Regions from separate parts of the Mus musculus genome. Here region 2 is linked to region 1. A link is a loop called in an ENCODE intact Hi-C map of the cell type or tissue named here. Cell type or tissue: heart. All regions are shown on one strand.

Region 1 (2,500 bases):
GGGCCAGTCCGGGACGGCCACCGCCAGCTGCGAGTCGGGGGACAGCGCGATCTAGTGCGGGGACAGCCGGCCCAGGGGTCCGGCAGCAGCAAACCGGTATCCTGGCGGCCAAAAAAATGCTCCTGTACCGAGGGGCCCCTGCGGGCCCCGGAACGCCGGGAGGCGGACTGGCCCGGGCGGGCAGCGTCCCGCAGGCCTTCAGGATCCGCCTGAGCACGGTAGGTCCGGGGGCCCCCGAGGGGACGGACTCGCGCGAGCGCGCCCGGGTCCCAGGGCTGCGGGGGGCGCGCGGGGAGGGCTGGGCGAGCTGAGGCCTCACGCGGGACGGAACCTTCTCTCGCCCCCAGATGAGCCCCCGCTACCTCCAGAGCAACTCCAGCAGCCACACGCGACCCTTCAGTGCCATCGCGGAGCTGCTAGGTGAGTGACGAGGGCGGGCCGGGTGGCGGGTCGCAAGCCCGAGGCAGAGGTGCCAGCGTGGTGCGGTGGACGCAAGAGGAATGCACGAGGCGCGTGGGGCGGGTCCTCTCGGGACGGGCTGGGGGAGCTCGGCCACCGTGATCTCTTAGGGAGGGGGACAGGGAGGGTAGGGTGGGGTGGGATGGGGTAGGGTGAGGTGGGGTGGGGTGGGGTAGGGGGGCGACGGGACTAGATCGTGCCTGGAAAGCCGAGGAAGCGAGGTGTGTACTAAGAGTTTGGTAGGGTTCCCGCGCTGTTGTTCTGTCTGGATCGTGATGTTCCAGTCACTTTAGGATTCTTAGTTAATAATCAAAGAGCAATGCATAAAAATATCGGGCCCCGAAGCGACTGGATTTGACCAAGGCTGGCGACCGACAGAGGGCCCCAGGCTGGCAAAGGAACAGTGCAGAGGGCCCTGTAGAGTAGTTGGAAAGATCTGGAAATGACTTCTTTAACTTTAGAGACTTAAGTCTAGGAATGATGGGCCATCTCTTAGATGATGACACGAGTGCATTTGGCTCCCGGAGACTGCAGAGGGCTGGGTCCGTAGTCCACGAGCGCCCTCACACCGCTGGAATGAATACGGAGGCCTTAAGGACTTAACCTCTGGGTGCACCGGTGCTCGCTCAAAAAAAAAAAAAAAAGGAAAAAAATTCACTTGATTCCTTAGAGCTGAGTGCATCGCTTCTGCACTAATGTACTGTTCAAAAGGCAAAGATGAAAAGCAGTTCTGCGCAAAATGCAGCAGAGCAAGCACATTATAAATATTTCAAAAACTGAAAGAAGGAAGACAGATTTATATGGCTAGTTAGCACAGAACAAGACTCTTGAAAATGGTTTCAGAGCCACATGAATGAACCCCAGTGGGGACGTAAGCCACCACTGTGGCCATGCCAGGAGACTTGTTTTCCTAAAGATGTCGGTGAGCCACAGGAAGAGTCAGAAGAGTTATTTGGAAGGTGCTGGAGGATTCTGATGATTAGTTTGGCTATGAGCCCAAATGGTATAGAGTAGGTTGCTGATTGCTTTCTAGAAAGTTCAGGAGGAAAGTAACATTGATGATACAGCTTGAATTTCCAGACTGAGGTGACTCTATCGTTTAGGTTTTCCCCTATGGTTTTTTCTTTTTCTCCTTCCTTCCTTCCTTCCTTCCTTCCTTCCTTCCTTCCTTCCTTCCTCCCTTTTTTTTTCTTTTGAGATAGCGTCACATTATGTAGTCCAGTTGACCTGAAATTTGCTGTGCAGATCAGGCTGGCAGTCAGCACACAAAGATGTGCCTGTGTCTGCCTCCCAATGCTAGGATTATAGGCTCTTGCCACTGTACTCAGCTCACTGGATGGTATTTTTAAAGCATTAAATTAAAAAACATAGACCTGGGCTAATGTGTGTATATTATGTACATATATGTGTATACACAGATTTTCTTATAAAAAAAAAACCAAGTCACAAATATTAACAGGGAAAAGGAACATCAGAGTGTTTATTGATAATCCCAAACTTTCTTTTTTACTTTTTCTTCAAGTGTTTTCTCTACTTCCTCATGAATTTTTAGGAAATCACTCATTTGATAAACATTTATTAATCATCTACTATGCACAGGGTCACCAAGATAGGTAGAAAAATGGATATGACCAAGTTCTACTTTATTAACAGGTATGATGAAACATGTAAAAAGGTTTTATCATTTCTGTAGCAACCTAGTAGAAAAGGACGTGTGCAAAGAGAAGCACACACGTGCTGCAGGCGTACAGAAGAGGAGGGACTTAAGATTATCAGGACCAGAAGGGGGGTCAGAAAGACTTCGTAGAGGAGGGGACACTTGAGAAGAGATTTAAAGGGTTGGGACATGTGGATATGGTGAGTGTAGGGACATTCCACTCACAAGTAACAACTGGATGAGCAAAACCATGAAGAATATCCTCTAGGTCTTTGAATTTAATTAGAGCACTGAGTTCACAAATAGGAGACTGTACACCTTTAAAGAGTTTACAACAGGCTTTCGAAAATAACGTTGTAGCTTTAGCCTTGGAAGTGGGTGGCA
Region 2 (2,500 bases), 130 kb before region 1:
GATACAATCCACAGATCTCAAAAATCATGTTTTATTTTAACATAGTTCTAGATTTACATTAGAGCTTCATACTCTAGTGTTCCATATGTACTCTACTGTTTTTCTTAGAGTTCATGTCTAACACAACAGTATATTTGTCATGTACAATGAAACTTATTAAATAAAAACTATACTTTATTTATATGTACTTAGTTTTTACCGTGTGTCCTCTGTCTATTTCAAGATCCTACAATACATTTAGAAATCATATTTCTCTTGTTTCCTCATAAATGTGCAGAGTCTCAGAATTTTCTACTTACCTTTTATAGTTTGGAGGCATGGTAGTAGTCCTTCTTTGTTTTATATTTTTGTTTTGTTTTGGTTTTGTTTTTAGTTTTTTTCTTTCTTTCTTTTTTTTTTTTTTTTTGAGAATATGTAGACCTGGCTTGCTTTGAGCTATGTAATTAAATGAGCTTTGTAGCTTGAAATTTCCATCTTATAAATTAATACATTTTCATAACTTTAGAGATACTTGCTTTTCCATTTTGGGCCATTAAGAACACATACTTTTATTGTTTTTGTTATTCATGCTGTTGCTATTGTTGAAATTGGGTCTCGTGTAGTCCAGCCTGCCTTTGAACTTCCCGAACAAGTATTCCACTCCCAGTTTGTGTGGTGTTGAGGATCCCACAGGGGGCTTTGTGCATGCATGTCAAGCCAGCACGTTACAGATTCAGCTACATCCCTAAACCCGGGAACTAATGCTTTTAAACACTTTTCTATACGAAGCTTTTTAAAAATAAGCTATGCTCTGCATCGGAGTTTTTTGCCTGCATGTACGTGTGTGCTTGGTGTCCCAAAAACAAGTCAGATGCTCAGAACTGGAGTTATCGACAATTGTGAACTGCTGTATGGGAACTGAACTCCGGTTCAGTACCATATCTGACTCTGGCTTCGATATATTTTTATAAAATATTCAAAAGTCTGGGTACGTACTGCTTCTGACTTTAAACTAAGGGAACCCAGAAGGATCTGTTACAACTAAGAGAGAAGCATTAGTGCATACAATGTGGTTAGACCAGAGGCTTGAGGGGAAACAGCAGGCAGGTCAGATAAATCCTTAAAAGAGAAGCCTTGCTGACAAGAATGAAGACGGTGATTAGGAACAATATAGGATTTATTGATACTTAGAGAAAAATCCAAGAAGCCAAAGGTGAATCCTAGGCTTATGAGCTTTATATTTTGGATGTTATCTTTAACCTGGGCCAAAAATTCTTAATTTCCAATAAACCCATCACCCAATACCCGCTTTCTCTTTCCATCATCACATTACTACACTTCCCAGAGTTCCACGCTCCAACCTTCATCACCTTTGAGTCTGCCGCACAGATTGCTGGGAGTTGAGGTCTCCTTCCTATTTACCCAAGTTAGTGATAGGGGCCTGCGGAAACATGAAGAGGTAAGGTCATATCCGGGTTGCTGAAGGCAACTTTTATCTTTTACTATGAAACTTTTGTGTCTTTTTTTTTTTTTTCCCTTTTGTTTGGGATGTGTCACGTTCTTGAGGGGCGGTTTTTCTCCAGCGGGAAGACAAAGGAGAAAGGAGGAGGGAAGGCCGGCAGGCTGGACCAGTCTGCGGGGGTGAAGTTCTGGAAGGGCCGTAGCCAGGCGGGTTTCCACTGGAATGTTTCCCTCAGGGCAGAAGCGTCTGGAGCTGCCTGGCCTCTCACATTCCTGACTCTCCGGATGCTCACGCCAGCCACTCCCTGGCCCGCCCGCTGGTCCTGCTAGGTCTCACCGGCCAGAGGGTCAGAGGGTGGGCACTTTACTTTGTCTAGATTTTAAAGACATAATGGGCCCGCCACACCGGGTAGTGCTTTGAGATCTTCAAGTTACAGGGTGATAGTTTGCATCTCCAAATTGAGCGCAGATCTGGCTTCGGGTGCTTTGGAAGAAGAAAGGAAACTTAGGGCAGTTTCCCCTCCTGATTCTGCAGTAAATGGCCCTTTGAGCCTGGTGCGGACCTCCCTGAGGCCGGAGCTTCCCAGTTATTGACAGGACAGGAAACCTTAAGAAAAAGGAGCCACTTAGTTTTGGCTTCACACTGCCATTGAATCTTCGCACTGGAACAGTGGCACAAAGAACCTGTTTAGGAATGCTTTCTCCTGAATTGTTTTTAAAAGGTTTTTGTTGTTGTTTGTTTCATTTGTTGTCTTGTTTTCATGTTTCCTCTGCTTGAATTATTTTAATTATTCTGTGATGAGATTCCTCATACATGGAAAGTGAATCTAGTGTATTGCTTGGGTGATTATAAAGAGCTGTTTGCTATACAGGTTAAGAGGTAGGACATGATTCACATAAGTGCCTTAGAAGCCCCCTTGGCTCTCAGATTGCTTCTTCCCCTTTTATCTAGGAGTTTGCACCAATTACAATTATTCCTTTGCCTTTTGTTTGTTTGTTTTTGTTTTGTTTTCTTGGGTTTTTTTAAGACAAGGTTTCTCTGTGTAGCCCTGGCTGTCCT

The links. A loop is a pair of places that touch in the nucleus more often than their neighbours do. Peaks named below come from ENCODE experiments on the same cell type or tissue, not always from the same donor. Only the 100,000 strongest peaks of a DNase experiment are listed, where the experiment ranks them.
Region 2: it touches region 1 in a loop (2.2-fold over the local background); 2 of 42 quality-filtered maps call a loop at or near these places.

The regions. Positions count from the first base shown.
Region 1 is chrX:139,868,990-139,871,489 of GRCm38, reverse strand. Morc4 (microrchidia 4) reads left to right here. Exons shown (of 17, transcript NM_001193309.1): 1 at 1-218; 2 at 348-420. The coding sequence starts at 117. Among named protein-coding and RNA genes, the nearest start is that of Morc4, 1.4 kb to the left of the region's middle. In heart, a CTCF peak has its summit at 1,010; no DNase peak of the experiment used is centred here; H3K4me3 peaks cover 1,333 bases; H3K27ac peaks cover 711 bases.
Region 2 is chrX:139,997,438-139,999,937 of GRCm38, reverse strand. Rbm41 (RNA binding motif protein 41) reads left to right here and starts at 1,343. Exons shown (of 7, transcript NM_153586.2): 1 at 1,343-1,438. The coding sequence starts at 1,431. In heart, no CTCF peak of the experiment used is centred here; DNase peaks (open chromatin) are centred at 1,387 and 1,667; H3K4me3 peaks cover 1,456 bases; H3K27ac peaks cover 1,023 bases.